2 separate regions of the Homo sapiens genome follow, and region 2 is linked to region 1. The links are chromatin loops, found by intact Hi-C in ENCODE. Cell type or tissue: IMR-90. All regions are shown on one strand. Each heading gives the region's core, and the rest is flanking DNA. Links, peaks and the distances in the headings are about the cores only.

Region 1 (12,461 bases), core at 3,200-11,199:
ACACACACAGAGGCTCAAAGCATAAGTGTCAACAGATCAGAAGAAAACATGGGAGAATGTATTTTTTCATACCAAATTATTAAAATTCCATCATCTAAATAACTTCCTATCATAGCATGTTGTCGACCTCATTTTTCAAATCCATAATTTTAGAACTTATGTCGTGGGGTAGTCTAAAAGCCTCTTGCAAACTTTTAACATCTAGTTTCAAATCAAAAATAATATATTAACAAGCTGTAGCATAGAGGGAGTACATAAATTATCATCATTGCCCTGCATGAATAGTAATTCACAGGTTTGGCTCACACACAACTTAGATGAAATAATTAACTATGTACAGTACTTAACAGTATAAAAGTAATTAATCTAGCTGCCTCGTACCGGTTTGGCCTAAATAAACATGCAATAAAAAAGCCATAGGATTTTATTATTTTTTTACTCACGTTACTACTTTAGTGTGTTGGAATTTTAATATGTCAGAAGAAAGATATCTTTGCATTAAAAAATCATTTTCTTTTCAAATGTTAATGTACTGATTATAACTAAGTGAATTCCATATATTTATAATTGTGGGCAGATGTTCTCAATTAATAGTTTTATTCATTCTACTTCACAGTTTAGTGAAAAGGATTATTTTAAATTAAGGTGTAAATAAGAACAAATGAGATTTTTATTACTACAAATCACACAGAATTTGTTGGTGGTGCTATAATCCTGTGTAGGTATAGCTTTGGCAAAACATTTCAGATAAGCTTGTTTTTTGCCCCATGGGTTCTGGGACGAGGTGAGTTGTCTGTTTGTCCTATAAGGTTCAGAAAGGTAAAAGGGCAAGGTCATTAATTGGCTAGAGGGCAACAAAGAAGGTAGTTATCCCTGTGTGGTCAAGAAAAAGTGGCTCAGGTTATCTTGCTCGGGAGAGAAAATGTTCATTCAGCTCCAGTCCTTTTGGTAAAAGCCCACTCTCAGTGTATGAGTGTTCCTTTGCCTAATCATGTAGACTATAACATGTTTTCCCCTATATGACTCCATCGATTAATCATTGCAGTATTATCCCCACTTCATAAATGGGCAAAGAGGAGGATGAAGCCGAGTAGTTCTTCCAAAATCAAGTAGCATGTAAGATGTAGGAGCAAAACTCAAATCCAGAGACTTCTGCTTCCAGCCAAGATGGAATAACAGGGACTAGATTTACCTCCCCACCTAAAACAATTTTAAAAACTGGACATACATATGAAACAATGGTTTTCAAGAGAGTGGACATCAGATAACAAAGGGCAGTGATCCCTGGAGGATAGGAAACAAATGACCTGGGATTGTCCCAGCCCACTGCCTGGAGGGAGTTTGCAGGCATGATACAGGGATGGTACACCCAGGCAGAACTCGAGGTCCTCTCTGAGTTAAGGACACAGAGCTGGGAGTCCAGAGAGGCCAAGGAGGCTAGAGTTCAGAGTACCAGAGAGTTGAGAGCTGCACAGAGAACCCAGAGATCTGCAAATGGTACCCCTTGTGCTTCAGTGCATGTGGGCAAATAATCACCCAAACGTATTAGAGAGAACAAGCCCCAGAGGTCATCAAGAGCTAGAAAATAGTTGCTATTTCCACCAGCCACAGTGGAAAGTCTCATAATTCATGGAGCATCAGGTAGCATACTCAGTAGGTTCTTGCCTCAGGAATGGGAAAAATTTAGCCCTAGACTAATTGCTGCTCTGGTACCACCTAAGAAACCGTAAAAGTCAGACTCAAAAGAATTAAATTATTTGCAAGTAACTCAACTGCTTTTCAGAAAACAACTGGAGAAATTTTGTAGGAATACAAAAGCATCCAATATCCAACAAAGTAAAATTCACAATGTTTAGCATCCATTATAAAATCACCAGGCATGCGAAGAAGCTGGAAAGTACAACCCATAAAAAGAAAAAAATGAATAGAAACAGACCCAGTCAGTAATGACACAGATGATAGGATTATTACACTATTACATTAAATGGTTATTATGACTATTTCATATGTTCAAAATGCTTGATGGAAGTTTGAACATATTAAATGAAGACATGGGAGATATAAAAAAGACTGAAATTGAACTTCTAGAGATGAAAACTACAATGTCTGAGATGAAAACTTAAACTGAGACTTCAGATGCTAAGACTACATTTGTTTCACATCCCCACAACATTCTTCCCTGGACGCTGAGTTTCCTCCCAGCAGCTGAATACTTCATGCTTCATCCTTTCTTAATGCTGAACTCTCAGAAAAAGTCCTTCATTCTAAGAAGAGGCGGGAGGGTGCCACTCTGTAGCCCCTTTCTCATCTCACTCTGGTCCCTGCTGGCCTGGAACAGATTCCACTCCCTTCATGCACTGATACTCCACTCTAGACTGAGCCTCTTCATGAGGTAGCCATCAAGCCATCCGCAGTCATCAACATGGCACCTTCTGAGTCAGTTACAAGAGTTTGCATCATCAGACCACCATTTTCCGTCTCTGTTTTCTGACTTACCCCAAAACTCTAGTTAAAACTCATGAAATATTATCTCTTCACATGAAATACAATTAATATGGAAGTCAGCATTTTTGCATCTCCCAACGCTTCACATCCAAGGAGCTGTGTATGAAATCATGAACTATGTTCTTCCAGCCAACCAAGCAATTAACCAAAGTATACATGTCCATGTTGTCCTTGTACAGAGTTTGAAATATGCTCATGAGAATTAAACTATTTTTCAGTAAATCTGAAAAATCAACTTGCTTGTCCAGGAAGTTTTATTAGGGATAGAATCCCAAACAATGAATGTGCTAGCCAAGTGTTACTATTAATCAGAAATACTCCATATTCATCCAGGATTAATCCTGTGTAACTCCCTCAGTCAGTGTAGCAATGTGTTCTCTTCCTGCACTTTTTTTATGTGTGTGTATTCCCAAATCTGCAGTGAATGTATTTAGGAAATACATTAGTATCAAAAGGACAAATGTAGCCTTAAAACATAAATGTACAGATAATTTCCTATTTGTAGCAAAGTTCACTTCAGAAACACTTGATAAGAACTATTCAAAAATAAATATTTTCAGTATTTATTTAAAATATTTTAAAATGTAAACTCCTCACCAGTCATCTAGCCAGGGCCACTGAGTGTGGCTCTATGAAATAGCTTCAGTCCCTTTCACTACTGATGACCTTTTGAACACAAGATAATATTTGTCGAGTAAATGTCAAAATAGTATAAGAATACCCAAATCATGGATTCTATGCTGTATTCACTCACATAGAGACTTCACTTTGGAGCACTTCAGAGCAGCAACAGCTCTAAGAGATGTAACAGTATGCTTTCCAGGATAGAAGAACGAAAAGGGAAAAATAAGTTGCTAGCAAGAACAATGAGGGGTAGGGGTGAAGTTCAGGCTGCCATTCTGAAAGCTTCCTCAGACTGAGTCAGGCACATCTCACGAAGTGCAGACTATGCAAGCTGGCTGTGTGAGATCAAGGGTAGACAGTTGACTCATCCTGTCACATCTCTGTGTTTTACCGTAACCTCCAACTATTCAGCCATGAATCGCTGCATGTGGAATGGAAGGGGGAATGTCTAACAAACAGAGACATACTTCAAGTCTTCAGTCTAGTTAAAACATTGGAATGAGGGTCTGCAACATCTTTCTGGGGCTTGGAGTCTCGTCTCAGTTCTAAAATGAGATGGTTGGCCTGGATCCTAAGTTTCAAATTGGCAGCCTTTTTAACTAAATCTAATCTAGAAGAGTTCTGTTAGGTTCCACAGTGTTGGGTTTTAAAATATATATATATATTAGTTGAAAACATTTTAAAATAGGATCTTTCACATGAAATTTGAAATTTTAAGTTTATATTTTAAAGTTAGCTGTTTTCCCCCACCTCATTACAATTGGCACAGTTGACTATAGCTGAGAAGTGACCCCGTGGCCCCCCTCCAAGAAAGGGGGAGGGCCCTCCATTCACCACCATGTCCACTTCACCTATTTCTCCCAGCCTATATATGTATTTGAATATGTGAACCCTGGAATGCATAATGTCTAGGGACCATAACAACAATAGAATGCTATGAATCTCTGACTTACAAGGACTCTCTTATGAATCTCTGACTTACAAGGACTCTCTTATGAATCTCTGACTTACAAGGAAAACAAAAGACTGTAGAGAATAGTAGTTCAACCACATTTTAGGTTAAAATAGACTTTACTTGGATAACCTGACAACCAAAACATCTTTGATAATATAGTAATTGTGTATGTTTACCAGACAAAGGGTATACATGTATATTCTTGTATTTCTCTTAAGAAGAAAATCAATAAATTTGACCCATGAATTTCTTTCTATAGCAGACATTTTTGTGACTTCCTGACTCACAGGAGATACAGCTACCCTCCAAACCTAAATCAAAAGTCCGTAAGTTGCAGAATGACTTTTTATGTAAAGAGAACATACTAGTTTCTGATAAGATATAAAGAAACCATGTAATTTATCTAGGGAATGACTCTAAGCTGATCATTGACTTATTTACACAACTATAGCTACTGGAATAGACTGATTCCAAAAATATATTTTCTCTGAATTAGAATCTTTTTCATATCAAAATATCCAAAATTATTAGCATATTATGTTATTCTCACAAAGTCCTAATGAACTTCACAAATCTGCCTGCTCTATTCTGAGTACAAAAAATATTTAGCCTAATTTGTTTTTCCATTATTTTATATAGTAATAAAGTAATACCAAAAATGTTATTGCCAGAAACAATACAGTGTTGTATAATTATTAGAAAGTGAACTCATGAAATTCTATTAAAAAACAACAATTACCACATGTTAAGTCAGATAATTCACAGAAGAGACTTATATGAATACTAGGGGAGCTGTAGGCAACAAAATTTTTCTCTGAATCCTGCATTTTGAAGGAAGTTTCTGTCATTTAATTAGTTGAGGTTTGATTCACCAACCAAAGGTCTATAGTGTGATATATTTTCTTCCTCCAACATAAAGTTAACTTAAAGTCATTTGTACTTTATGTGTTTATTCTTTCACTTCTTCCCCAAAAGTAATTCTTTAAATTGCTTTATGGGATTAATAACAAATTATATCATTATATATTTTTGTATTATTAGGGCTTCTAACTTCATTATAATCAATTTATTGGCCATATATAATAATGCAACAAATTACATCTGTAAAGTAAAATTTTATGACGCAATTTACTTAGTATATGTATAAGTCTCATTCTGCTGCCCAGGCTGGAGTGCAGTGGCGCGATCTTGGCTCACTGCAACCTTCGCCTCCTCCTGGGTTCAAGCGATTCTCCTGCCTCAGACTCCCAAGTAGCTGGGATTACAGGCATCCGCCACCATGCCCAGCTAATTTTTGTATTTTTATTAGAGACGGGGTTTCACCATGTTGGCCAGGCTGGTCTCAAACTCTTGACCTCAAATGATCCACCCGCCTCAGCCTCCCAAAGTGCTGGGATTACATGCATGAGCCACCACACCCGGCCGGAGACAGGTTCTCCCTGACCTGTGAGACTGCAAAGGTGGTGTTTCCTATGAGTCCAGCCAGATAATAGACTCTGCTAACATTAATTAAATTAATATTCCTTTTTAAGATTCTAGGTGCTGAATATATATCTCTTGGTCTATAAATTAGCTTCGCACTTCAGCTATTTAGCAAACTTGTTTTTTATTGTATCTAGTGTATTCATACTGAATGGGTATAATATACTGTCTTTTGAAAAAGTTATTTTGTACACATAATCTTAAAACACTCTTCCAAGGGCAAGGTAGAGGCTTCATAATATTATTTCCATTTGTCAGATCAATGAAGGTTTAATGATTTGTCCAAGATCTCAATTTCTAGAGAAGCGAAGAAGAATCCCCCAATTCTAGTTCTAAGTTTCTTTTTTCCCTTGCTAAATCCTGCAGTCTACTGATTTTTTTTTTTTTAGACGGAGTCTCGCTCTGTTGCCCAGGCTGGAGTGCAATGGCATGATCTCAGCTCACTGCAACTTCCACCTCCTGGGTTCAAGTGATTCTCCTACATCAGCCTCCCGAGTAGATGGGATTACAGGTGCATGCCACCATGCCTGGCTAATTTTTGTATTTTTAGTAGAGACGGGGTTTCACCATGCTGGCCAGGCTGGTCTCGAGCTCCTGACCTTGTGATCCGCCCACCTTGGCCTCCCAAAGTGCTGGGATTACAGGCGTGAGCCAACATGCCTGGCCTGCAGTCAACTGATTTATGTTCATCACCTTCTTAAGTTAAATTGCTCTTTTACTCATTGCCTTTGGTTTTGTGTGTTAAGATTCAGCATCAGCATTCATGATATCTTTTCACTCTTAATTCTGAGTGTTTCCGTCCGTTTTTTTAATTTTTGTACTTTATGGGCTTTTTCTTCATTTACCCCCAATTATGCGGGAAAGGCTGTGTGCCTCTTTTGAAAGCTCTGATGTTCTCAATGAAGAGACCTTTTAAATGACCTTGTTTGTCCCCCACCGAGTTGCATATCACAACTTCAAATGTCTCACTAAAATGTTACCCATTTGGCATCAGTATACAGAAAAGGCTGCACTCTGAGATAAGAAAGAACAGTGGTGTTTTCATAGTAAGAGAATAGAGTTCTTAATGGGAAAGGGGAGAGTATAATTTCCACTGATTTAGCTGGTCTTTCAAACTTTATGATGCTTTTCTCCTTGAACTAGCCTATAAGAAATTTGTAGGGAAAATACCACAGGAATCAAATTTTGGGCATAGATGTCTATTAATATTGCTCCTTACAAAGCTTTTTCCCAGAATTGTTTCTCCTTGCCTACAAAAACTACTCCATGCCTTTATTAGTCAGAAAAGCAGTTTTGTAGAGAAGGCAAGTAACAGAGAATCAAGCTAAGTAAGTGAAACTCTGTAATTGTCAAACTTCCAGAAAGTAACATTTGTAACTAAGTATGGTATCTTTGTCCTCTCTCTTTCTCTCTTCTCTCCACTTGGTTTCTAATGAAAGCCTTGATTACATGTTATATTTAATGTACTGTTCCACAAAGAAGAAAAGGCCTAATGTGAATGCAAGCTGAATTTACACTTAAATATTGCAGTCAGTTCAGACCGGAAGGATACAGATCGATGCCCTCTGATCCTGTCAGATTCCCCGAAGTGTCTATGGCAGTGATACCACAAGAGGGCAGGGTTTGACTTCCGGACTAGGTGGCTTCCTCCCTTCAGTGCAGACCTTGGGGCCACGACAACAGCCATCAATCTCTTGAAACCCTAATGATGAATCTGAGCTCAAATTCCCTCTTCAGCCTTATCTGTGCAGAATCCTGAAGTTATGAAAAATGCTTACAGAAGGTAATTTCTAGAATGATCTAACACAGCAGATATTTAGTAAACTCCCTGTTTGAGAGCTCCTACTAAGCACCCAACACAGCTTTAGACTTTGGTCACCCAATAGGATTTTATCTTTTGTGAGGGATCTGTAGTTTTCCCCGGAAGATATAATGCATGAAATAAAAGCCTCCAATAAAATTCAGTATACAGTTAATTTATTTCATAAAAGGTGAGAGATATAAATTATCAAAGGTTAAAACAAAAAGTAGGAACCAGAGCAGGGTTTTTCAGTAGCAACTCTATTGACATTTTGGATTAGATAATTTTTTGGTGTGGGAGACTGTCCCACGCATTGTAAAATGGTTAGCAGTATCACTTGTCTGCCTGCTAGATGCTAGTAATACCCCCCACACCTCCCTCTCCCACATTGGGAAAATCAAAAATGTCTCGAGACATTGCCAAATATCCCTGGAGTACAAAATCAGTCTAATTGAGAGGCACTAGACTGGAGTATAAAGAGATGACCATGCCAAAAAGTAAAAATAATAATAATAGAGCCTTGAAACATTACTTACAGAATGTCAAAAACGTAAGGACCTGCTCTCTATTCCTGTTTCTTAACCTGAGCAATGGGAATAATGATGCCTTCCCTCATAGGTCTCTTGTAGAAATGAAAGCAATTAATGCAACACTTGGCACATAGTAAGCATCCAATGAATAATAAGTGATCAGTGTTACTATTGCTAATATTAAGCCACTATTATAAGTCCTTTCTGTTAATCAGCAGAAACAAAAAGAAGTATAAAATAATGGTACATTAAATGAACTTAAACACTTGTATGTCATTTTGTGCTAAAGTTATGAAGCTGAAAAGATTGAATTGACATTTTCCCCATTGATAGAAATCATCTCAAAAATGCTCCATCTTCCTTGTGAAAGCCAAAGGCCAGCAGTTTCCACATACCCAGCATCTGATAAGTAGTTAATGATCCAGAAATAAACTGTTAGGTGCTTCAGGGAATTTCTGTGTATAGAGAAGTTCCATGTAAATATTTCTCCGAGAGGTGGATGGAGAATGATAATTCACTTTTACCCTCTGAATTTGATTTATAAGCTTCACCTATCTGGCAGGAGATAAGAACCAAAGTTAACTGAGGAGAAAAAAAATAAATGATTTCAAGTGACCATGATCTTCAGCTGGAACCAGTTGAAACTGCAAAGCAACTGGGCTGAAGAAGTTCAGCCAAAATTATTTGTTTATAAAAACTAGAGAGTGTTAGATATTTCTATCACATTGGCTTATTTGAAATTTCTGCTGGCTCAAATGAAATTGTATTCTTCTATTTCCTACTGCGGGGTTCCTTCCCTAACCACAATTGCTTTTGGATTGGAGACTTGTAACTTTGAGAACAAGAGCCTCAGCTTAGCTAGCTGGAAGAACCAGAGGAGAGTTTTAATATCTCCTGAAGAAAGAAAAGCACTAACACGGTTATTATAGTTCAGGACAAGTGGAGTCAAAGTTGACAGTTTCTGACTTGAACAGTTTTGTTGCTGGTAATAAAAGCAGAAGTCACGTGCTGAACGTGAAGGTGAGCAGAGGAGAACTTGCGATGGCAAAGTTAAAAACAAGAGGAGATGATGGTCTTGGTGTGGCACAGGATGTTAAAAAAATTCTCCTGTCCTTAAGGAGTTACTGCTATTTGAGTAATGTGCCACTTCCCTACATAGCCTTCTATGCAGAAATGCTATATTTCCACTTCACAACCCAGAACGTGCATTTTATTTTACATTTAGAGGAGGAACAAACAACCAGAAGGCAAAAACTGGTGCATTATTTTTTGCAATTCTCTTGGAAAGAGTTCGTTTTTAACTTCTGCTCAGACAGCACACAACTACTGGGAATATATTTTAATTTCAAATCTGATGTGTGACATCTGGTAACTCATTTATTGCTAATGAAGTTTTCACAGGAAGCAGCAGTCACCAGTAGCTCATCTTATTTTTCAGTTGGCAAAGTGTTGTTTACCTTTTATTGGCCTGGCATCGGTGTCTCTTATCACAGGATATTTAATTAGAAAACGCAAGTAGCCTAACATAGAAAAGAAATGGAGTGGTAGATAATAGTAGATAGAATGGTCTAAATATTTTTATTACAGTGATGTAATATCACTGTAATTTATGTTTAAAAATTATGTAATACTCAAAAGGAATTCTCAGAGCTGGCGAAACAGTCTGGTCCAAGCAGCCTCTCAGCAGTGCCTTTCAGCCTCCCCTCTCTGAGTCTTTCCACCCCTTGCTGGTACTTTAGTTTCTTCCACTTCTAGCACCACGTGTAGTTTCCCAATTTCTCTTACCCAAATTTGCTCGCAGGGAAAAAAATAAATTAAATTAGCCATTTACACCACAGTGTGAACTTAATAACACCAACAAAAGTTCCAAAGCTCTAGGGTCTCATAGCACCTCCAGATCCATGATCTCATTCGGTGTTTCCAACAATGTTTTGCACCAAACTGGACACATGCTTGCTACTTCATCATCCTCATCGTGAACATTATTATTATTATCATCATTTTCCAGATGAAGAAAATGAATCACAAGTCAACTGACAGTCCAAAGGCTCCACAGCTCAGAGGAGGTAAATCATGTGCTTAATTCAGAACTTTTGGCTCCCATCACTATGCTCTTCCCACTGTCTTAACTCTGGTTGTCACCTGAGCCATTGTGTTTCTTCTCAGGTAGATCTTAGTTCTTCCTGAGAAGGTATGAAGGTGGGTATTCCACCCTACCTGAATTATAGGAATTTCAGATATCTGTGAGCAGCTGCAAAGGGGATTTTACTAGATGACATCCTGCTGGGCACACTTTACGCCAGTCCTGAATGTGTAATAGAAATCTGCAGTTTAATGAGTAAGTTTCTCATATTCAGTTTTTGATGCTTCATAAATGTTAAATGAAAACATTTTAGCTGAGGGTACTTTTGTTGTTTGTTGGATTGGTTTTGCCTGTTCATCAGGATTATCAGCATTTAAGCCAGAGTTGCAAATTAAGTTGCCTACAGGGCAGTGCTTTTCAAATATTAGTGTGTATCAGAATTACCTGGAGGGCTCATTAAAAACAGCTTGCCGAACCCCACCCACAGAGTTTCTGATTCAGTAGGTCTGTGGTGGGGCCAGAGATTTACATCTCTAACAAATTTCTGGGTGATGCTGATGCTGTTGTTTCAGGGACCACACTTTCAGAACCATTGCTAGAGGGGCCAACTAGGGGACGTCTGTGAGTAAAAGCACCTACACTGTGCTTCCAGTACAGCAGCCAGCCCCAGTGTGATGAGCACTTGAAATGTCGCTAGTGTAACTGAGGTGTCCTGGAAGCATACATTATACCCTGGGTTTTGAAGACATGGTACAAAAAATGTAAAATATCTTAATAATTTTATATGGATTACATGTTGAAATGACAATAGTTTGGATATATTGGATTAAATATTTTATCAAAATTAATTTTACCTGTTCCTTTTTACATGTCAAATGTTTTTAATAGAAAAATTACAATTATATATGTGTCTCACTTTCTATTTCTTTTGGACAGCACTGAACTAAAGAACCAGAAAATAGAGGGGTGTATTAGTGAACTACAGAAAATTCAAGTCCCAAAAGCTGTAAATACTCTGAGGACCAAAGAAAATATATACGTTGTTCAGATTTGCCCTGAGGGGTCAGTTTGTACCCAAACATTTGCTGCCACAAGTAGTAAATGTAGAAGCAATCCAATATCTACTATTTTACTTTTCTTTCAGGGTTAATCAAGTGCCTTGTTATAATTCTTCAAACTAAAAACATTATTATAATAATGAAAAATATTTCTGCTGAACTTCCGAATAAAAAAATTTAGTAATATTTTGAAAGTCTGAGCTTTATTTAATTCATTTTACTTACCCTTGTATTATAGAACAATTATATTTTTAAAAATGCTTTTATGTCTTCCAAAGAACTTTTTATTTTTAGCAGTCCATGAAATAGAGGTGAGAACAGGTGTTGGTATTCTCATTCTAAATATCTTGTAATATTTAAAGGAAACCAAAGTGAAAGATTAAATTGCCATGTAAGATTGTGTTGCCGGTTACTGGCAGAGCAGACTCTTTGCCAGGACAGCAGTCCAGTGCTTTCTCTTCCAGGCTGTTCTGCTCTTCCTCAATTTTTACAGCATTTTTATGTTAATCAATCAATAAATAAAAAGTAAAGAACTATAATGCATACAAAACTGTGATGGAAGAAAAGGAAACTATGTGATAAAATCAAATAAATATGACCCTTATAGCTTTAGTTTTCTTAGAACAGAGGCCCTTTAACTTCAGAATGTTGAAACCTTCTCTTGAAGTTCTCTTATAATACTCTGCCCTCACCTCTGTGTTTTTATCTGGGCAATTAGACCACATTAACTAATTGCTAAACTTTAAAAAGTTGTATTTTCTTACAAAGAATCTGAGAATAGGGTTGATTTTCTATGTTATTTTAACAGTATCACATTGCGCCCCCCTCTTCACAGGACCATGTAATCTTGACTCTCTAACTTCATGGCAAGCTTTTAATTTTGATTTTCAACCATGTTCCAAACTGTACTCTTTGACTTGGTAGTGTCAATAAATAACGTAAGGGATGTCTGACAGGCTTACAGCCTTTGGCCATAAATGGAATGAAACAAAGTAGTCCAGATAGGGCTCAAACTCATAACATTGACCTCGTTAGTCTAGAACCACAACCAGCTATCCAAATGTGCCTGGGAAATATTTCTTTGAGTAATAGTTAATTTTTTAAAAGAAAGAAAAAAACCTGTGACTATGATAATCTTATGTTGAGTTTCTTTATTCATCTTGAGTAAACAGTAAATTTTTTTCACTTTGTTGTTTCAATACAAAGAGTTCTTGTGTTTAATATAGAATATTATTAAATTAGTGTGGGATTAAAAATATTTAGATAGCTGATTTAACAATATGTGATAGCATTAATCAACTGCCTTGTTATAATTCTTGAAATTGTTATTACTCTACTTGTCAAGCAATTTTGCCCTTCTCGTCAAATGATGCATACCTGTTCAATGGAAGGATTATAAAAGTTCATGCTTCGGAAAATTTTT
Region 2 (11,091 bases), core at 1-8,000, 130 kb after region 1:
TGCAGTTAAGGATTATTTTGATGTTTCTCTTATCACAAATATTCACCCATAGGGATGGCTAAACTCAGAACTTTCAGTTAGAAACAAAGTTCTACAGAAAATTTTCTTTAAATTGTTTTATACCTTATAGTTGGTTTGGAGCTTTTGTTTTCTTATGCTGTAATAATGGGTCACTGGAAGATTAGAAGAGGCAGCCCCCTGTCATGATGCTGGCTGTGTACAAGAGATTGGAACAAGGGCTATGTGCACAGTCACGAAAGGGGAGTTTCTTTATCATATATTCGATGGGAATGCAGGTCAGTGGAAAAGAATATCCTCTCCTTATTCATCTCACCAGGTCCTTGGAACTCAATGCCTGGAGAAACATTACACTAAGCTTTTACTTTGTCTCTTGGGCTACGAGCTAGATGTGACATTTTAGACTCTCTCTGTCTTTTGCTCTAGGACCAAGGCCTCATTTTGAGGAAACAGATGACAAAAGAGAACATGCATAAGATGTGAAAATTCATAGCTAAGGATTAATAAAGGCTGACCATGTTTGGCCTTGACTGAAAGCAAAGTTTTCTCTCAGGCTGGTTTATATTTAGCTTCCTTCTGTTCTTTACAATTGGTAAAACCAGCTCCAGCAACACTTCTTTTGAAGTATTCCAAGGCCACAAGGAGAAGTGAAAAAGAGCAGAGGATTTAAAGAAAGAAGAACCTAGCTCAAGTCAGCCACTTATGGGGCTGTGTGCCCTTGAGCAAGTTCTTTTATCCTCTGTGAGTGTTAGTTCTTTTATCTGTAAAATGGGGATAAAAATATCTAGCTCTTATCAAGAGCTCTTTGTAAAGCTTAAGTTTTTATGTAAATGTTAGTTCTGATTTTGAATCCACTGAGAAACAATGTAAGATGTCCCTCAAAAGGCAAGTTTTATAGAAATCATCACTAATTGGAGTTTCAAGATATGGACCGAGTTCTCTGCTGTGTCGTTGCTTCTTGGTTCTTCCATCATCTGCCCTCATCTCTTTTTACAGAAACATGAAGGGAAAAGAGTTACCACTCTAAATTGTAGCAAATGCAAGAATTACCTTTCTCTCTACCATTCTTAGCAGGGGTCAGTCATCTGGGTTGATTGGAACATTCCCACTGAGCTTGCTGCCCCAGGTGGAATTCCATTCTGCTAGAAAATTCTGTGTTGGTGAAATATGGACAGATAATGTTGAGAAGATAAATGAGTAACATTTGTGAAATTATTTGAACTCTTCTAAAGAAAAGACCCACACTGATTCCAGGGATTTTTGTTAAGATAATTGGAATTTAAAATATGATATTTTACTTGATTAATGTCTGTTCTGACTTTTTTTGTCTTTTGGCCTTGGAGGGGCTAAGAGAAAGGATTCATAGACTTTTTTTTTTAATTAATAGAAATAAGTAAAATGCACAGAAGATGTCAATGTCTAAATGTGGCATCCTATCAACCATCAATAAATGGTACCACTGCCCTCCCCCAGAAGCATCCCCAATCTCCACTCAGGTGGGTTCAGCCTCTGCAAAGCTCAGCACTCTGTACCTCCACCCAAATCTTGATTATTCATAATGCCCCTAAGCCAGAGTGTTAGACTCAGTCAACTAATCATGTGCTAGGTGCTGTGCAATCTGCTGAGGATACAAAATGAATAGCCAACAATTCCTTCCTTCAAGGAGCTCACCTGGTGAGGAAATAGATGCAAAAACAACTGATTATAGCATACAGTGAACCCTGATAAAAGTGTGGGCCCCCAAAAAGGAGAGGGGCTCAATGCTTCCTAAGAGAGTAGAGGCAGCTTCACAAAGAAGATAACACTAAAACTGAATCTGGAAAAACAATAGCAATTATCCATATTAGTAAAGAGAGAAAGAGGATTCCAGTGAAGAGAAAAGGGTACCCACAGTCATGGAGGTCAGGAGAAGCAGGAAAGGGTGTACAGGGAAGTAATTCAGGAAAATCTACCTCAGAAGGAACACGGGAATGCACAACAAATAATGTAGCCTGAGAGACAAGGCCGGACCTGGTTTGCAACAACTGTTTTTGCCAAAAGAGGTTTGACATGATAGAGCCATCGAAGACGTGGTGATGAGGTGATCTTCAGAAGATGAGAGATGAGGTGGATATCAAAATGAGAGAGCAACTGAGGACAAGAGCTGAGAACTTAGGCATAAACTAAATGTTCCTCCAGTGTGCACCTGTGACAGGAATAAAATAACAACCTTTTTAAGCTCACATCAACCTCAGATATTGCTTCAGCATCAAAAAAAAAATAGAGCAACTGTTGCCAAAAGATGCCGATGACGGTGTAGAGAGAACTTGGATGTCACTTCACATGCCCAGAGTGTGGTTTGAGGAAAGGACAACTAAACATTTTTCTGTGGCCTTAATGGAAATCATGTCTAAATTGATATAATAAGTCAAAAGAGATAACAGATCACAAGTAGCCCCCTTTGGTTTTGTCTGAAAACTGTATTACTACATTGCACCAGTAAATATATTGAGAGACTTGAAAGACAATCAATCAACACACGAGTCCAATAGATAATGACAATGACTATTAAATCTTCTCTAGTCTTCGTAACTTTATATGTTTGGAACTAATATTGAAGAATCATATTTCTACTAACTAAAAATAATAATTCAAGGCTTAAGGAAAAATTGAAGTAAAGCCTGAAGAAGGCAACCAGGGAAGGAATAAGAATTCTTTAAGATCAGAGGTTCTGCCTTTCAGATAAATAACTAACTGGAGATTTCCTTTGATAAATGGCAAGATAAAGAAATTGTAGAATGGTAGAAAATATCATGTTTACCTACAAAAAGAACTATTGCCTCACCATGTTTCACATCTCTAGAAGATGGTTTTAAATCTATTATGAGCATTATGTAATGTTTAACTGGTTCTGGTTTCAATTGGCAGTGGAACCTAAGGGTTTAAACAAAGGGTTAAAAAAATCTAAATCTAGTGTCTTCGTTACAATAAGATTAAACAAGAGGAGCAATATATTTAGGCCACAACAGTAAAGATTTCATGCAGTTAGAGAAAGCATGTCTTAGTTTATCAGTTTAGAAATAGGAAAATGGAACCCTAAAATTTGCAAGTACCGACCCAAAACTCTGAGAATAATGTTAGTTCCAGGAAGCTGATTGCATCATTTCAGTGGACCAGAACAGAAAATAATGAGTTACATTTAATAACTCTTTTTAAGTTTTCTAATTTACCACCTGGCTGATAAAGTATTAATGCTATAGGAATTGGAATCCTTGAAGTCTTACGGCCACGCCCTCATCAGTTTGACATAAGATTCTACTAAACTAGTTTCAACATTAGAATAAGGAAAGGAAAATTCCTACTTTGTAAAAATCATATTATTCTGATTTCATCACCAACCTCACAGTTTTCCAGGCATATGTAGAAGAAGTAATTATAATGCCAAAGTATGAAATATAGCCGGTTTCATAACCGGAATGAATTATGGCTAATTCTCCTGCAGTAAATAATTTGTTTTTCAAATCTGTATTCCCCAGACAGCTGAGCCAGGCCTTGCTTCTCAAGTGTTTTATTTAAATAGGCAGTATGTCAGTGGAGTTTTACCACAGAGTTTCTGAGCGCAGAGAGCCTTTCCCTAGGAGTGGGGTGCAGGGAACTGGAGGGCAATGGTTCTTATGAGAAGGTGATGATGCTTCTAAGAAAAAAGATTACACGTAAGTTAATACCTAACAATTTTTTTTAATTCTGAAATTCAAATGTTCTGCATTTTGAAATAGAATGAATATTCTCTAACTTTTTAGTCTAAAAAATTTCCAAGCTGGAGCTACCACTCATCCTTGGAACTGCCAATTCCTAAGCATTTTCATGCTGGCACTGAATGTTGCATTGACTAGCCATTCCTATGTGCAGTTTCTAATGCTCCTGCCCTAACTCACACAACCCTATTGTAACTTAATCTGGCTTTATAAACTGCCACATTGCCAAGTGTTTTTTTTTTTTTTTTTTTTTTGCTTTGTTTTCTTTGCGTTTTTGCATGCGTGTGTTTTGGTTTGTTTGCCTGCAAACAGGTAAACAACTTCTTTGCACAACCATAAAGACTTCCTTGTCTCCTGCTTTTCTGTTACAAACTCTTACAAGACAAGATAAATAGAGGCTCAGAGTGAATGCTTGGGGAGGGTATTAGGGAAGACATTCTTGCACAAGAATTACTTGGATCATATCACTAGGTTAAGTAGAAAAATGAAAATGGGTCCTGAATAAGCATATAATACGATCCAAATTGTTACTTACATGCTTTGAATGCCTTAAAAATAATGTACAGGGCATTTGTTTGGCAGTGTGCTTTTATTTATTTCCTTACTTATTCCTGTTTCTTTTGCAGAATGCCCTGGCTAAAGCTACTGTGAAAGAACTTGCCTCACTGCACGGCACCAAGTACACATATGGCCCGGGAGCTACAACAATCTGTGAGTCTTGGCTTCAGAACTGTGCAAAGAACCATGTGCCTAAAAAGCCAACGAAAGGTTCCTGGGGCCTTTCTTTTCTGATAGTTTAAAGCATGTGGCTTTTGCCTCACAGCAAATTTTTCTAAAATATGTAATCAGTTTTCTGTTCAAAAAAAAAAAAAGGAGGGAAAGCCTGGACAACATAGCAAACTTTTCTCTAAAAAAAATTAAAAAATTAGCTGGTCATGCACACCTGTAATCCCAGCTACTCAGGAGGCTGAAGCGGGAGAGTCACTTGAGCCCAGGAGTTCTAGGTTACAGTGAGCTATAATTGCACCATTGCACTCCAGCCCGGGTGACAGAGCAGGACCCTATCTCAAAATAAAAAGGGAGGAGGAGAAAAATATCCTTTTCAACCCACAGAGACATTTCCTCCCTGTAAGCATCTACTGAGCACTTACTATGTGCCAGGGCCTTACTAGGCACTAAGAGAACAAGAAAGTAAGAATAGAGAGAAGAAAAGATGAAAAGAGAAAAGGAAGGAGGGAGATCAGGGCAATCTTTAAAGAACTAGCAGTAGGGAAGCAGCAAAAATAAGCAGTCTTTTGTGATACAGGTGCTAAGTGCTGTGACATTAGGATGCACAAGGAAAGAACACACCCAAAGACCAACCAACCCCACAGTATCAGAATTAACTTCCCAAGATGATGACACAAAAGTTTTATCTGAAAGGATTGTTGCTGGAGGAAAATATAAGACAGAGTGTTTTCAGCCGGGTGCAGTGGCTCATGCCTATAATCCCAGCACTTTGGGAGGCCGAGGCAGGCAGATCCCGAGATCAGGAGCTCGAGACCAGCCTGCCCAACATGGTGAAACCCCACCTCTACTAAAAATACAAAAAATTAGCCAGGCGTGGTGGCGGGCACCTGTAATCCCAGCTGCTCGGGAGGCTGAGGCAGGAGAATCGTTTGAACCTGGGAGGCGGAGGTTGCAGTGATCTGAGATCCTGCCACTGCACTCTAGCCTGGGCGACGAGAGCAAAACTCCATCTCAAAAAAAAAAAGACAGAGTGTTTTTTTGGCTAAACAGACGACAAACAAGTACCAGGGCTACCTGAGGCACAAGTCACCTTCAAGAGGTAGACACCAGTCCCTCTAATTAGACACTCAGTGTATGCAAGCAAGTGGCTAGAGTGGTAGGGGCTAGACCCAAGAGCTGTGGGTGCTGCAGCTTAGATTTATCTGGAAGGCACATTCCACAGGCCTCATTTTCAATTTCTACGTATATCTTCCTTTGCCTTCAAATGGTTTCTTTCTGCCTGAGGTTGGAAAGAAATTGAAACACACACATGACAAAAGACCCAGTCTCATCATCAAGTGGCCTCCAGTGCAGTTGGAGAGGCTCCAGTCCTGAGTTGTTGGGATTTATTTTAAGCCTTTATGCAAAATACAATTTTCTTTATTTTTATTATTTTTAAAAAACTGCTCTGAATCATATGAGGCATACTGTTTTCTTAAGGGGTTTCTAGCAGAGATAGCCCACCTATTTATATATGGTGAACTTGGTGCATGTTTTATTCAGTTCAACTAGGCTTCTTTTTCCATTACACTGTAAGACTTTGGAGGGCAGAGCCAACATCTCTCCTTTGTTCTGGCATCTTCAGAGTTGAGCCCATAGCCTGCTGTTCAGTGGGGGCTATACAATTGTTGATTGAAAAAACAGATGAGTGAATAAATGAACAAATGAATTAATTAGTACATATTCTATGTGTTAGTGACAACATGATTGTTATTGAATAAATTAATAACATATACCTTATCTACACCAGGCCCTATGCTAGATAAACACTAAAAATATGAAAATGAAGGCATAGCCCTGCCCTCAGCTTCTTCAATCTTATCGTTTGGCACAGTTTCAGCCGGGTTTAGAGTTTTCTCCTCTTGCCAATCATCATACGGCTTTCCTTATTTTCCTGAGAGATACACATCCTTTCACATATAAAGTGTAGTTTACCATAGCATACAAGCACACTGGGAATTTTGCATTACAGATTACGTACTTTCTGAAGTATTAAACACATCATTTCTACAAAGTGAAGTGGTGATACGTTTAATAAGGTTGGAGTAATTTTTTAAAACAGCCCCCATAACATTTATGATCCAGTTTACTAGAAAATTGGCCTACTCAAAATATTTTGCACAGTGAAACATTTGTAATGAAAAAAGAAACTGGCAATTTTTTAAAGCTCCTTCCTAGATTTAAAGTTTTTTTTCACTGCTGTTTGCACATTTCAGATCCTGCTGCTGGGGGCTCTGACGACTGGGCTTATGACCAAGGAATCAGATATTCCTTCACCTTTGAACTTCGAGATACAGGCAGATATGGCTTTCTCCTTCCAGAATCCCAGATCCGGGCTACCTGCGAGGAGACCTTCCTGGCAATCAAGTATGTTGCCAGCTACGTCCTGGAACACCTGTACTAGTTGAGAAAGCTGATGGCCTTGTTTCAAAATTCTCATTTTTCATTTCTTTTCTTTCTTGAATTCTTATTTTGGTTTGCCTGGATGTTTTGCAGATCCCAATCTTTCTTTTAAGCTTCTGGGTCTATTAAACTAGGTAGATCTTTTCGTATTGATCATAATAAAAGTGAATCATTACTATTGGAAAACTTGACATATGGTCTACTTCTTTGGGGAAACACTGATGTGAATGAATGACTAAGCAAGCCGTGCACAGTGAGGATCCGGTCAGCTGTATAGGAGTTAACATCCTGGGGTGCTGGCTGAGACCATCAGGGTGTAGATGCACTGATTATAGTGGGAGGCTTGTGAGCTAAGAAGAAATGTAAAGGGAAATTTAGGACTGTTAAACCTGGCATACATGAAAAGACACCATCTTTCTTGGTCTAGCTTTCATCTCAGCTCATTAAAGTTATTTTATCGGCTGTCTACTACATGCCATGCACTTTGCTAAGCAATTGAAGATGGAACAATGAAAAAGAAAGATAACATTTCTGCCCTTAATGGGTGTATAGGCCCTTTGGAAAGACAGACATTACACAAATAATTAACTCATTAATTAACAATTTATTAATTAGTAATCTAATTTACATTAATCAAATAAGTGCTGGATGAACTACACAAAAAGAACATACAAAAAGTCTACCTGCTTGATGTACGGGAGAAGCCTCCCTCAGAAACTGCTGTAACCTGAGAAATAAGTCACAGTTAGCTAGACAAAGGGAGCACCGCTTCCAGGCCTGTGGCTATCCCAAAAGTATAAGAAGAAAGCCAGTGAGGGTGAAATTTGGAGAGCTGAGGAAAGAGGAGCATGTGTACAGGCTGGGGAGGGTGGTAGGAACCATGTCAGGCAGAGCTTAGAGGTCACGTTAAGGACTGGGGACACTGGTCTAAGAACAATGAAAATCCATTGAAGATATTAAGTCATCAATGACATGGTTACAGTGTTTTTGGAACACCAACTAGGCTAGGGTGTGGAAAGCAGATCAGAAGTGAGACAAGAGGATACCAGGGACCCTGACTGGACCACTTGGACCAATGAAAGTGGCAAAAATCACTCCAGAACTTGATGTTTTCCGGGATTGGAATTGGACATGCTGTGTTGGGAAGTATTGTGCCAAGTTCAAATTTTAAAATAGAATGAGATGTATTAAAGTTACGATTTGGGGGCATCTCTTACTTAAAAATGATAGACTATTAACTCATTACTTTCTATAGACTTTCTGTAGTCTACTTTCATAGACTCTTAACTTATTACTTTCTATATGGCTTCAAGAAAAATGAGACTCCATATAGGGAGGGCATGATGTGCTAAAATATCTATAACAGTGTTCTATTCATAAAGAGAATCCATTGAAGTAACAACGGTTTGTGAAAGTTGTCAAGCCAAAGAATAATTAATTGCATTAATTGTCCACTAGGTGGTAGCAGTGCAGCTGCTACAATGTGTCACACACTCATCTTCAAACTCATTTAGTAATACATCATTTAAATAGACAGAGAACCATATGTGAAAAAAAAAAATCCCATTAATTTGTCAGCAACATTGGTGGTAATTTAAAAATAGATGTAATTTAGCTAAATATTCTTCCTCCTACTCTTTAAGTTATATCCACTTTGTGTATTGGAGGGCTAACATAGCCATAGTTACCTGAGTGAGGTAATCTTGCTGGAGGTGTATCATTAAACTCCTGTTCCACAGGATACTCCCTTGCTATCTCTGGCAAGTAACACCAACCCCTGACTAAGGGAAGCTGTGGCCCAAAGTATGGAAATCTTGGCAAACCACAAAGAACTCTCCTAATTCCCTAAATTGAATGCTTTAAAATAGAAATTAGGAATAATATATGTGGACTGCTTTTTTAAAATTCCAAGGAATTTTTAAGGGTAAGAACAAAGAATAGGAAAGCAAATATGCAAATATTCTTATTTGAAATCCCATGTATCTGAGATGTCCTGCACCTGAGAAATTTTTACTATGACCACTGTCTACTGAAAGTTAACAGGAAGCTGGGTAGAATTTCCACTTGCCTGGGCAAAACCAAGAAAAACAGAAAGAGAAATCTGCCTTAGTCTTCACTGTAGTAGTATCTGACCAGCTAATCAGAGACTGCTGTGAGTCCACCCAGCCTTGCCCACCTGAGAGCCCCAGGTTGGGGGGATACCTCTTCTTCTCCCTCTTTTATCCCACTCCCACCCTGAGATCCCAGAGCAGGCTCTGAGCCTTTCCTTCAGCTCCAAGCTCTCAGCTCCCAAAGCAACAGTGAACCAACAGCACAAGAGTAGCCCCTGAATCTTTCTTTCTCAAGTGGTGTGGGTAGAAAATAGCAAGACTGATTTTCTCATCTGGATTATGGAATTCCTACATACCTAGAATCATATGCCATTTGTTCATCTTATTCTGCAAGCTGACCTATATGAATTGGTCAAAGAGAGAATTTCTAGAAGGAAAAGAAGGCAGACCATAGCAAGTTAACATGTTAATTTGGGGGCAAAAAGGGTTCTGCTGAGTGATAATGATTAAAAATATATAGAGAAAAGCATAGCTAAACTATATGGTGATATTTTAAATCATGGCTAGACGTGCACTACTACAAATACCATAGAAAGTGCAGAGCTCAAGAAAGATGGAAAATTATGGCTGCATGAAGTATTCACCTCTAAGTCACTTTTTAAAGAGGTTGATTTAATCTGTGAAACATCACAGTCTTACATAGTCAATCCTAAAATGATACGGGGTTTGACAATTATTCATCCTACCCACACATATGCCAAGACCTTTTATAAATCTTGATGCAGTAATATAAGGCAGCACTGATCTATGCTTGCCAAGAAATAGCGCTTGTTCTGAGAAAAAGCTCTAGAACATTATTGAAATCCATCTATTGTATTTTTCTTCAGAGGCTAAATAGATTGGAGAGGCAGTGGGAGTCTCAAACACATCACATGTTTATATCATATTCCAGAAAGAAGAAATTGCCAATATGTAATCTATTAAGAAGCCAAAGATGTACTTTTATTTATTAACAAAGTCTTATCCTGAGAAATACCAAAGTCCTCAAAGCACTCACCTAGATTCCCCAAATAAAATAAAAGTGTTCTTCCTACTTGACCTGAAAAACAGACATAGAAGCTTTCTCCACACAATTTTAAAACCAGTCACAGAGGAAACAGCTTCAAGAAAATATAACAGAATTCTAAAATTAAGAGGATTTCTATTTTTCCTCTTTCACCTTTCCTGTATTTTCCAGAATCATTTTCAATGGGCATTTATAATTTTTAGAATCAGAAAATAAAACTCTAAAAAGCAAAGCTATAACATTAAAAAAAATTATTGAAGTAGTCCACATGAAAACAAATACAGAGACATATTTTATCCCTAAAGGTCACGGCCACCACTTTAATCTACCACATGATCTATTTTGATACCGGTTCTGCAGGCTGGCAGTGGCCCACTGGAAGTCTCTGTTGACAGCACATGAACATTTTATCAACTGTCTAGAGAGCATGGACGTGTTTTTTAGCACCTACCACGAAGTCCCTAACATATCCTGTCTCACTAAGCCTCACAGCCACTTGTTAGAGTCACATTAGCATTCCCATTTTACAAATGAGGAAACCAAGGCCCAGAATAACTAGGCAGCCTGCTCAAGGGGATGTAGCTAGCGTGTGGGAGCCACATTGAAGTGATGTCTGTCGAAACCCAAAGTCAAGGTCTTTCTTTTTCACTGTTCCCTGGTCAAAAGTATCTTTAGTCAAAAGCAATGGAGCAAGCATTTGCTTTGGGAGTTCTCAGTGCTGGTGAGCTTGCCCAGTGTCAAGAACATGAAGGCATTTGTAAAACCCTCCTCTTCCTTACCTGCAAGGCTGGAGCCGGAAAATCCATTTGGGGAAATAAAAAAAAGTCCCGAGTTCTACCACACACCCATCAGATAGAGAAGAATGGAATTACTGCTGCTGTATATATAACAGGGGCGTGTCTCCAACCACACTATTTTGATAGTACATAAGCGTGACTCTGAGAAGTTTTATCTACAGTCAGCTATACGTTTGTCAATGTGAAGAGGTGGTTTTCAAAAAGGAAATTCTAATAAGTTAACTGATTAGATAAATTCACTTACTCTTTTAGGT

Evidence for each region. Hi-C counts contacts between places; a loop is a spot of excess contacts. Peaks named below come from ENCODE experiments on the same cell type or tissue, not always from the same donor. Only the 100,000 strongest peaks of a DNase experiment are listed, where the experiment ranks them.
Region 2: a loop joins it to region 1, with 3 times the contacts of the local background. A loop is called at or near these places in 12 of 110 quality-filtered maps.

The regions. Positions count from the first base shown.
Region 1 is chr3:148,720,275-148,732,735 of GRCh38, forward strand. The region is part of intron 2 of AGTR1 (angiotensin II receptor type 1); the gene reads left to right. Among named protein-coding and RNA genes, the nearest start is that of AGTR1, 29 kb to the left of the region's middle. In IMR-90, for the core only: a CTCF peak has its summit at 7,191 (motif pointing right); a DNase peak (open chromatin) is centred at 3,487; H3K27me3 peaks cover 470 bases.
Region 2 is chr3:148,853,079-148,864,169 of GRCh38, forward strand. It overlaps CPB1 (carboxypeptidase B1), which reads left to right. Exons shown (of 11, transcript NM_001871.3): 10 at 4,379-4,463; 11 at 6,737-7,109. The coding sequence ends at 6,924. Among named protein-coding and RNA genes, the nearest start is that of CPA3, 6.7 kb to the right of the region's middle. In IMR-90, for the core only: no CTCF peak of the experiment used is centred there; no DNase peak of the experiment used is centred there; H3K27me3 peaks cover 475 bases.